Linked DNA regions of Homo sapiens: region 1 is linked to region 2. A link is a loop called in an ENCODE intact Hi-C map of the cell type or tissue named here. Cell type or tissue: heart right ventricle. All regions are shown on one strand. Each heading gives the region's core, and the rest is flanking DNA. Links, peaks and the distances in the headings are about the cores only.

Evidence for each region. A loop is a pair of places that touch in the nucleus more often than their neighbours do. Peaks named below come from ENCODE experiments on the same cell type or tissue, not always from the same donor. Only the 100,000 strongest peaks of a DNase experiment are listed, where the experiment ranks them.
Region 1: a loop joins it to region 2, with 4 times the contacts of the local background. A loop is called at or near these places in 15 of 110 quality-filtered maps.

What each region holds. Positions count from the first base shown.
Region 1 is chr1:81,975,220-81,979,219 of GRCh38, reverse strand. All of the region lies in intron 17 of ADGRL2 (adhesion G protein-coupled receptor L2), which reads right to left. Among named protein-coding and RNA genes, the nearest start is that of ADGRL2, 180 kb to the right of the region's middle. In heart right ventricle, for the core only: no CTCF peak of the experiment used is centred there; no DNase peak of the experiment used is centred there.
Region 2 is chr1:81,807,806-81,815,850 of GRCh38, reverse strand. The region is part of intron 1 of ADGRL2 (adhesion G protein-coupled receptor L2); the gene reads right to left. Among named protein-coding and RNA genes, the nearest start is that of ADGRL2, 11 kb to the right of the region's middle. In heart right ventricle, for the core only: a CTCF peak has its summit at 3,656 (motif pointing left); no DNase peak of the experiment used is centred there; H3K4me3 peaks cover 2,017 bases; H3K27ac peaks cover 2,996 bases.

The DNA.
Region 1 (4,000 bases), core at 1-4,000, 170 kb before region 2:
CATTCAGCTATGCAAAGAATCTAGGTGCAAACAAAAGCAAAATGAGGAAGATGGAATCTGACAAGAAGGAAAGTGAGTGGATTCCAAGAGGTCAACATGAGCTTGCTCAGAGGAAAAGGAGCTGTGTTTTGACTGAGAGACAAAGGTTGGTAATTTGCATTTGTTTCTACAGACACCTGGCAGAATGTTGGAAGAAGAGGAGGCAGTTCCATTTTTATGCTCCAAAAATAGAACTAAGCTACATTGTTCCTGAATTTTTTTTTGCCATTTTATTTTTAGATTACTTTTTAAAAGGAAAAAAAAGTCATTTTGTGAGCTGTACGTTACTTAAGAGAATACCAGAAATAGTATATTCAGAAAAAGACCCATTTCACCTATTATAGGTAAGGATGAATTTAATTCCTTGTTGCAGATAATCAGCATAACAGTGTTACAGTAACATGATCATTTTTACTGAGTCACAATATCACATGATCAAATGGTAACACTATTTTATTCATCTTTCACTACTTCTGACTTTATAATTAGGAAAAGTGATATAGGGCAATAAATAAAAATTTCCAAGTCCTTCCTAATGATGAGTTTAGGAGCAGAGCTAAGGAAAGCTTTAATGTAGGCTGTGTATCTATCCAGTCATTTTGTCCACTGTGCCCTATGATTTCTCTTAGATGGAGAATTCCCTCTTAAGGGATAAATGAGGTCAATGGGCAAAATTTTACAAGTGTTGGCAGGTAACATTCTGTCCTTTGATGTTAATTACTTAAGGACAAAAACAGTGCTTTGTTTAAAAAAAATTTAATAATGTCTTAAAATACATCTAGAGAAAAAGTAAATACAATTGTAGAAACATTATCTGGCTTTATTTTCCATAACATTCTAGTTGGTCATAATATAAATAAATGCTTGAATTTTCGGAGATGTTACAATATGATACATTTCATTCAACAAATATTTATTGACCTTGTTCCGTACAAGGATGTGCTTATTGTATTGTGGATGAGGTAAGACACAATTTCTGCCTTTGAGAAATTAGAGGTCCTTTGGTAGTATAGTACATATCTGATTAGGCTTTTAAAGAATCATGGTAAAGTGTACCTCTAATTATTTTTTAAAGGCAAAAATTAAGAGTGTGTTTTTTTTTTAATTTTATGCAACACTAGCTTTAACTAGTAAAATTCAAGAATGGTTAAAAACAAGAACTCTATAAACATCCTAAAAATAAACAGAGAAATAAAAACCCAAGTAAACAAATAAACTGACTATAATAGGTAAGATGGCTGCTTTGCAGATTCACAATTAAAATCCTTTAAATTGTTCTCCCTTTGTTTCTGACTCTTTGTTTTTGAATGGCCTGATAAGAACAATTTACTTTCTTTTATCCCAAACTTCTGAACATAAGGGTTTTTTTTCCTTGCTCTTCTTAAACAATTTCCTGAAGTGTACAGGACCATAATTTGGTGTTCATAATTTTCTAAGCATATTAATTATTCCCTTGGGAACAAAATATTAGTAGTACTAAAACATTCTGGAAAGAAAGAAGTTATTCATTATCCACTACAATGTATAAAATTTATAAGGAAACTAAAAAATGTGAATGTGGAAAAATGTGAACATATAAAGTATTATATTGCAAAAAGAAGAGGAGTAGAAAATGATAAAATCTTAGAAGTGAACTCAGAAGAAATATTTTTCAATGGCAAAAATCAGGGACAACTTTCCAATAAAAGTGACATACTAAAATGAAATCTACCAATATAAAAATACAATCAAGACTTAAGTATGATAAAGTCATTCTTCCTAGTTAATACTAACCAAGGTGAATATGCCATAGAAAACTTATCTCAATTAATCCTTTAAAAACAGACTGTTCAATGCATTTCTCCTCTTTTGCTCCCCTCACTTAACTGAGGTTTTTGACATTACATGTGTTTAATGTATCTTTCTAGTTACACATACAATACATTCACAATACAAGTTCAGAAAATAAAGAAAATTACAGAGGAAAAATACAGCTACAATCCTATATACAGTGGTAGCAGGCAGCACTTGTATACCCGTTTTACAAATAATTGAGATGTGTCCTTCCAAAGATTACTTAGATACTATATTTCAGGGCTGGGATTCAATATACTGTGGTCTGGGCTCTACAGCCCACAGACTTCCCATATAAAATTAACCAATTTATTCTGGGTGAAAAGATTAGAAGTCTCCTAACAAAGATATACTAAGTCTATATTTAAAAGTTTCCATTTCTATAAAAAGTAATCCAACTTAAAAATCACTCAGAGATGAATGAATTGAAGATAAATAAATTAACATATAAAATACTGCCTCAAAGAAATCCTATTTATGTTATTTACATAATAGGTATGCTCATCAAATGACTTCTGCCTGACGGATTTGCCAGAATTAACTAATTCTCCATTTCCTTTGTAAAACACTAGCATCCCACAATCAGCAATTGGCCACGCTTCTACTCCCACTAGTCAAGTCACATGCTTAACAACAGTTAGTTGTATTTTTTCTAAACCTGTTTATGTCATTTATACTTTTACATTGCTAAATATCACATAAGCTCATAAATCCAAGTGCAAATGTAAGAACAAAATTTTTTAAAGCTGTTTCTAACATACTTAAAATGGAATGTTTTAAAAGATTTGAAAGTGAGTTCCTTTAAAGACAACTAAAAGTATTGGAAAAATAATCATAACTTTGAGGGATCTTTGCGCTCAAATTACAAGTGTCTGAATTCTCCAACTTGAAGAAACTGAAAATAAAACTTTTAGCTAATGCACTAATATCTAGATGTAAAGAAATTTATAGTTAAACCCAACACTAACTTAGCCTCTGAAACATGACTTGAAAGCATACAAATAATGAGGCAATGGTATGTGGAAGAGGACAAAATATCATCATTTCAAGACTAATTAATTATGAAATAAAGCATATGACATAAATCGTAAGATGGCAAAATAATACTGAATAAGATTTTTCTTTTTCCCAACTAAAGAAAAAAATTTCACCAATACATATTATTTACTAGTCTTATTAGAGAAATACAAAAATTTTTATATCACTTTGATGCTCAACAATTTATGTTACCACCAACATATATGACAATAAAATATCTTCTGGAATTAAATAGAACATATACTGAAGCACAGATACATTTTTAAAAATGTGGTTTTACAGTTATCTTATTTTCTCCAATGTTAAAAAAATGTAATGCTAAATTTTAGTTTGATAGAATAAATATTGTTGCTGCAATCTTTTTCAGGAGGCAATACATTCTGATAATTATAATTTTGCAGGGGAAAATATTCCAAAAATTTTTTCCCCTTTCTTACTTCTTTCTTGTTTTCTTAAAATACAACCGTGGAAATGAGAACAAGAGGCAGAGGGGCAAATAAACACATCTTTGATAAAAATCTGTAGTCATTTTAAGACAAAAAAGGTAGGTTTCAAATAAACTACTGGCTGCAAGTCTGAGTTCCTTTCTTCTTTGCATTTTTCTCATGACATAAATGGCTCTTTCCATCCATATACTTCTGTGCTTTCCCCTTCTCCCCCGCCCCCACCAATTATAATAAGTGATTTCTTTCTCCTCCTTACTTTTACTTTTGCCCAATTTATTTTTCTGCCTTTGATACGCATTTACAAAATAAATCACAACCATCCAACATGGTATTTCCCCTATTTCTCAATGGAAGGCAGGCAAAGAGGCAGGGAGAGAACAATGTCTCTACCATCCAATTGCTGCTCTTCTCCCTTGAATTCCAATGCAGCCACTCTTTGACCCTCTTGCTCTTTGTTTTTTCTTTTCAGTGTAAATACTACGAAGTTTAAACATAATATTTTGGCATAGGTTGAAAGGCTGCATGCATCAGTGAGAAAGGAAAAAGGTGGAGTTACAGCTGCGCACACAAACATTTGTCTAAACTTGGTAAGTACATGCAGTTACTCAATTATCCACACAGAAGCCACTACTAGTAAGTATAGG
Region 2 (8,045 bases), core at 2,064-6,063:
TTTAAATCTATTCTAATTTTAAGAAACCAATGACAGGTTTCCAAGCTGAAATGTCAGAGGACTTAGGTACTTCTTATTAGTAACACAATATAAGAAAATTAGTAAAAAATAAAACACATGAGGTATGAGGGAGTAACTACAGTATTAAAGTAGGTAAAGGTTATGTTTGACTATCAAGTTCATTATAATTCTATGTCACCCTATTTGTACAAACTGTCACCATAATTCTATAAAATATTTTAAGCAGTAATAATACTAATAAAGACTCTGATGAGAATCAACCCTAATTCTTACAGAGAATACAATGATAGAAAAGTGCTTTTGGAATGTATTCTTGAATACCTTACTGTGTTGTAGCTGTTATCTGAATCCTACAGAGCAACGAGATGAAACAAAGATTTTCTCGAGGTGAAATTCAAATACTTTCAAAAGTACAGGTATTTTTGCATTAGCCAAAGCTACTGTGGGCCACTAACTACTACTAAGAGATAACACAGCATGATGCTCTGTCAAATAGTAAAATGTTGGACTAAGTCTTTTCCTTGAACATAGCTAACTTTTTAGTTAAGGCCTCTGACACGAGTATTAACAACTACCTTTCCGCTTTGACTTATATTTGGTCAAAATAACAGTATCTTTTAAACCAACAATCTGATTTAAAGAGCACTAAAAATTAATAAATTTTCTAAACCATGACATAAAAACTCAGTGATTAAGTAATTTTAACAAATGGGTTTTTTCCCTTCTTAAACATGTATCTCAAAAAAAATAGTTTTAGCAATCATATTCCTATTAAAATGTATAACACACAAATATTAGAGACAAAGTTACCCATGAGTAGAAAGCATGAGTGTTTTTGTTCTGAATTTTAGGGATTTCCTTAGATGTTGTGTTTATTTTTAAATAAAGGTAATGCTACTGTGTTTAAATTTTTGAAGAAAATGTATAAAATTTTATGATTTATTCTCATTTTAAAATAACAAACTTGATATTCTAAGATTTTAACATTTCTCTTTAGCACAGCTTTGAATTAACAACATTACCTGAACACCACAAAATCTACTACATTCAGTGTAGATAATAAAAAGTATTTTTTATACCTTTGTTAAGATTTCAATTTGAGAAAATCTTTATTAAATAGGCAAAAGAAATGGCTTTGAAACATACAACAGGCAAAATGACACTAATATTGTTTATTTTTGTTCCTAAAATAAAAATATTAATTTCTAAATCCTGGGAATAACAAGAGCAATTTAAAATATTTTTTTCCAATACAGTTATTAAAACATGCAGGTTTATAATTTTGCATTCTAGACTCTTCATACACATATATAAATTTTCTAATCTTATTTAGGGTTTATCATATTCTTTGGTAACTTCCACTTAAAATGTTTAACATGTTCAAATATTTGACTCCCATTCTTATAAAATTTATATTTAAAATATTATTTCAAATCTACCCTCTTAATACATAATACTCTCACTTGAAGGACTATTCTTCATAATATATACTATTCATAATAGCTTATTATTTTAAAAACCAGTCTGCTCACACAGATGCAAGAACAATTAATATATACACATCTATGCTTAAATAATGTATATACAAAGGAGCAGAGAATGTTTTATCATAAATTCGTATTTTTTTATTATTAATTCAAGAATATGTGATAAAATTTTCTTTGATAATTTACCAAGATCATGGTTACTTTAAACCGAAAACCAGTTACCAATCTATTTCCTTGTCATAAACATCCCTAATAAAATACCAATAATACTTTTATGAGAACAATTAATTTGATTAACTTTTCAGTACAATTTCTTTTCAATGGATTCAGATTTCAGTATTTTAAAAATCGCTCAGTAGTCTACCTTCAAATTTAAGACAAAACAGGTAGAACTTACCCTAGCTGTGCCTTTCCAGTAACCTCACAGAAGTTATGCACTCTATGACAGTTACTGTGCCTCACATAACCATTTTCCTGGAATGAAATCTCCAGTAACCCTTACCTCACTGTGAAGGAGGTTTTAGTATTAGGGGGAAAAAAGGTAATGAACTATAACATCAGATCCCATTTTGCAGTGCCTATTATATTAAAAACCAGCTACGATAAGAAATATCTTTTTATATTATTTAAGACAATGACATAAATTTGGCAGTAAAGAGTATCTACCAATAATTGTATGGAAAAGAAGCATTTGTATACTTTTGTAAAACATACCATCTTAATCCTATTGAAATATAATTGCTGTTGCTAATATTCTTACCCCATTATAAAAATGCTCTGTATAAATGTGGCACACACTTGTTAAGATAATACGGGGCCACGCTGAGAGAATACTACTTATAAAAAAGCCCATACCAGTACCACAAATCTCTTTATTAAACAAGTTTCCTTACTTAGAGGATTATTCTTTGTCACAGTAACAATGTGACTTTTCACATTAGTAAAGATTAGCTACTAAAATAATAAATCTGAAACAAGGAATTTCATTAAGAAACGAAGCTTTTTAAAATGCAAAATAAATATTTTTGTCATATTATTACTTGATAAAATAAGAGAAATGAACTATTACATCTCTTTCCAAAGATACATAATGGATAATAACCTTTCTATTTTTTACCAACCAACAAGCAAATTCTAAAATAATGTTACTATACCAAAATGGAAAAATGAAAAGACTGGAATTGATTTTTTAATAAAATGTAATATAATATCCTATCATTAAATTTCCTGGCACAAATAAGTGTATGCAGGAAATATGAAAAATTCTACTCACTAAAAAATATCCAAATGCCTCTAAAAGCTTATCATCCTGCTTACCTAAACACCCGAATGAAAAACTCTCAAGTACTTCCCTAAGTATCTGGCTTACAATTCCTTAGAAATTCAGCTGGCACAGAGTCATAAACAGAATTCAGGTTTCAATCAAGTACTGTCTATTCTGCCTGCATTCATTTTTTTCCCAAGTTAGTCAGCAGTTTTCTAAATCATGTAATAGTAGGTCCTTATTAGTAGTTCCCGTGTTTTAATGTCATTGAACTCATGTCCATTATTGCAAGTAAAAGTCATTAAGCCAAAGCGATCGTTTTTCTGTTTAGAAAAGCACATATGCAACTCATCTAATCTGGTCTATTAATTAAATGTAGAGGAATGTAATACACTTTGATATGTTTAGTGGTCATTTAATAATATGTTACATATCTGGAAAATTACCTAAAAAGCTGGGATCTCTCTTGTAACAACTACTATGCATTTAAACAAGACAGTTCTGCAGTCATTCTCCCTGAGCTTTAGACAATCATAAATAAAAAATTATAATCTCAAAATGGATCTGGTATCTTTATTATATTTTAAGTTATTTTTAATCAAAAATATAATAAGGCACATTTGTAATCTGTGAATAAAGGAAATGATAAGGCACATTTGTAATCTATGAATAAAGGAAATGATAAACACAAGGCCTTTAGTACATTAAGTTGCACTATAATTTGGCTCATCTCAAAATGCCTTACTTTCTTTAGAACAATTTTTTCAAACAAAAATAAAAAATATTTTAATAAAACATAACTTTCAAAGGGAAATGTCAATTTATACTGCTTTGATTATTTCATCGCATATAAAAGCTCCCTCTGCAGGTAATAACAAGGTTTAGCAAAAATATTTGAAACGTGGGCAGTTACCTTAGTAAAAATGCAAGTCACCATTTTATAGAAATACTACTCTACTATCCAGCATTTTTCTCTCTTCCTTACCAATTACCTGATTAAAATAATTGCTCTTGAAAATCTGTGGTTCAACATGATTATTCTTGCCCTCCATCCTGGTTAAGATGGCAACTTGAGCAGACAGGATACACAAACTTTTCACAAAGTCACCCAAGACATACTCAGACAGTGTATTTCAAGGAAAAAGAAAACATTACCTTGCTTACACAGCACCAGCCTGAAATGATAGACCACTCCAAAAAAAAAAAGCTGCCCGGCTCATTTATCTGATTCATTTTCTGAACACAAAGTAAACAAAGGTAGCATCTTAGGATCAATTTAAAATCAAAGATAAAAGATCAATTTTAAATGAATGCAGTGCTAACTGTATTTTCTTCTTATTCTGAATAATTCTAAAATTTACACCTGGAGAGTATTTATGAAAAATCTATTTTCATTTCAATTAAAAAAAAACTGATCTGGGTTGCAAAATGCTCTTTACCCTTCTGTAATATGTTTTCAGAATTTGTTTTAGATTTGTTTACACAATGTGCTCTTCTGCCATATTCCTTTCCACAAGTATACAGAGATATGATGTGATGTATCTCTGCCAAGGGAGCAAAAAACAGAAAGTTAAGAACAGTTTCTAAGTCTCGGGGGCAACGTGTTATAAAAAACGTGTTGCTGCAGAACGCTGATGCCCCTCTCTCCCTTAAAATGTCTCGGTTCCAACATAAACATATCACCTTGATAACATGTAAATACTGACTGGAAATCTGAGGCAAAGCCAGTTTGACTTACCTAGAAATGAACTGACAGGCTTATAAGAAGTGACTTTTTAAAACTAAGGTTCTTATTGAACAAAGGAAAATTATAAGATATGCTAAAACATACAGAAATATCATACTGAGGTATCAGTTATATCTTTTCCCAATGAAACAAATGAGGTAAGAGGAACAGCAACAGCAAATCAGCAGTGTTTTTTGTGGGGTTTTCTGCTTAAGAAAAAGTAATCAAATTTTGTTTCATGTACATTTTTAGATATTCAGGCTGTAGATCTAGTTTAAAACCCGTAACAATATGAAAAGTCATTTCCGTGCAGGCTATGGGTATCATAGCACTTGTAGTAGAAAAAGCAAAGTGGGAGAACATTCCTATTTATTCATCTATTGAGCTATCAAGAGGAAGCACCTAATATTCAAACATTGTCTTCTTTGTGACAGAGAGAACTCTGAAAAGCGCAAAAAAGTTATATGTCCTTAGTAAAAGTGAACATGTCTAGGACATTATAATTTTAGTGTAATTTTTATTTGTCGACGCATATGAGGCAAAGTGACGTGTTTTAGAATTATGCTCATCTCTTTAATATTGGAGAGATGTATTATTTTCAGTACACGAATCTTCAGTATATCTTCTGTCATTTAATACATTAAGCCTTCATCAAACTAAAAAAAAATGTACAATTACTAGGACAAAAATACATAAGCATAGAATATTATCAAAATTAATGTTTCCCAAAATGTCTTAGATTTTAACCATAGGAAAGTCAGGAATTGTAAGAACTAAAATACGCCATAAGCATCCTGACATTAAGAACACAAAGATGAGTGGAGAAAATGGTACATAAGAAATGTGTTCTGTAATTTCTAATCAATAACCACAGTAGCAAACACTATAAAATGGTAGGCTTTTAATGCAGAGAAAATTTCCGTATGGATGGTAACCAGTTTAATAAAGGAGTAATAATTCCACATAGAAATACTTTGCTTCAAAGTAAAGACACAGGGAAACTCATTTTAAACATGATTATTTGTTATGTAAATTGAAGCTGAAAACTGATTAAGTAAACGTAGTCTGCATAAAACAGAAATATTGTATCAACTAAAAATTTTATCTAAAATCTTGTAATGGTTTGCCCATTATATGGAGAACTGCTGTCATAGTACTTACAATGTTAAGAATAAATGATTAGAATTAGAACTTACTTTATGAAGAAAACAGAATTCTCTTTTGTTCGCTCTATAAATAGACACTATTTACTATCATCTTCAAGAGAAAGCATTAGTCAAAACAAGGTCACCTAACCCACCCCCAGCAGTCAAGTGCCATTTTTGACAGTAATTGAGGTTAGATTATGCTGTCATCTAAATCCAGAGTAATAACTAGCTTGAGGTGTGGACTGATGTAAAAATACCTATAAAAGGAGGCAAAGTGTGGATAGTACAAGCATTTCTCAGTCCACAGGCAGGAGATATAGATATATTTGACAGCAAAACAGATATTTATGTCATACCATTTTCAAAATCAGTTTTAAAAGAGATATCTTAATCATACATATTTTACATTTTGAACTTCCTAATTTTTAGCCAACAATAAACAACAAGTATTGATATATACAGAGAAACAGACTATAAAATGTGTGTTTATGTATGTACATATGTGTGACCAAGAAAGGGGTTAACAAGTACTACCTAACAATTGAAAATAGCAAAATTAAGCCCATTTTTATTAGGAACCTCATGGTGCATCCTTCTTCGCTAGTATGATGGCTGAAGATTTTTCTTATTCATTCAGAAAAAAAGACAGGATTGTATCTGGTTTTGTTCTAACAAATTAACATGTGCTTGAATTGATGCTAAGTCTAAAGTTAACCATCTTTTCAACTTCTCCCATCTCTCATAGCCAAGAACTAATAGTTCATTTTTATCTCCATCTCTTTTTTTATCAGATTTAAAAATATATATAAATGTTACTTAATGCATTTTAAAACAGAATTAAGACTTGGTCACATATTTCAGGAAGTTAACATCTGCCTAACCTACCCAATTTTTAACAATATATTTCTGTTTTTATTAAAGTACTAAATCTACCGCAAAAAAAGTCCTCCAAAGACTTTTTAGCCTTAAATAGGCTTCTTTTAAGATAACTAATTTCAACACTGAAATTCAAAGATTAAGGTGTAATCCCTGTGTCTGAATTTTAATGATTATAATGTACTCCTCACAGATTGGAAAAATCAATGACAAAACCAACAGGGGCCACGTTTTGCTCAGCATACGTTTTCTTGTCAGGTCGTGATTAATGCTGTGCTCTGTAGAGGGAGACATTACATCTGGGCTAAAACAGACCTAAACTTTACCCTCAGGCAGAAATCTGATTTAAACATCTCTATTTAAAGTGACATTTGTCCTCCCCTTTCAACTATTTTCCCTAGAAATTCCAGGAAGTTGACTTCATGACCTAAAAACAGCCGGTGGCTTTGAGTAGCGGTTGTGCTTGTTCCTGCACTTCCGTAAATCTGGGTGCCAGAATTAATCAAGGTGGTAATAAAACAGGTGCCCAGCTATCTGCTACGATGAATCCCATGCTACTTTATTGCCACAGGAATTTGGGATTTAGAATTCAATGTAATTCTAGAATCAGTAGTAAGAATTGCCAAAATGTATTTTGGTCGCTGATAATAACCTATTTATATCTTATAATGGAGTAGGTTTCTTTTGATTCTTAAGATTACACCTGATATTTCACTAATCTAAAATATCAACTGATAATAAATCCAAGGAATATGGAAAAGCAACTACTTAAAAACAAACCTCTAAAATAAATGAGAATATGCCAGTGGAAGTAGTTTCTCGTATGTCATGCAATAGCTTTCATAAAAACAAAACAAAAATGAAAAGCAGAAAGAAAAAACTCTGCATCTAACAAAAGTCACCAAGAAAACAAATGTATGCATATCAAAACTGGCGCCAATATCCTTACACTGTGAACATGGTAACTTTTGATATTATTAAGCAATGTAGACACTGCTGGCGAGTTCCTACAAACCAAGGTAATCTAATTTCTGTTGTTTTTCAACCTAAATTGATTTTTTTTCTTTTAGTCATTCTGGTAATTGAACAAACTTATATAAGTGTGATGGGATTTTACTTACTACCAGACAATGCATAAAATTATCTGTGAAGACAAACTATATTACTTCATAAAACTGCATTTTCGTTGTAATTAAACAAATTGTATTTAAACTTGCTTTCTACTTCCAAACCAATCAATAGTATTTTGCTATAAGCTGCACTTTACTTGCAGATGTTAAGCGCTTGGTTCCTTTATTCCATCTACTTTTTTTTTCCTTTAGATAATGTTTATTTGTCAAATATAGGAGGTTTTTTGTAAAAAAATAATAATAATAAAATAAGCTTTTAAAAAACTGTTGGATAAGAATATATCAAAAAATATCTACAAATTATTGCCTACTTAGTGCAGCAGATATATGATCTCAGGAAAAAAATGTTAAATATTTTTGATTAGGATCTCCCTTTTCTCATGACACCGTGAC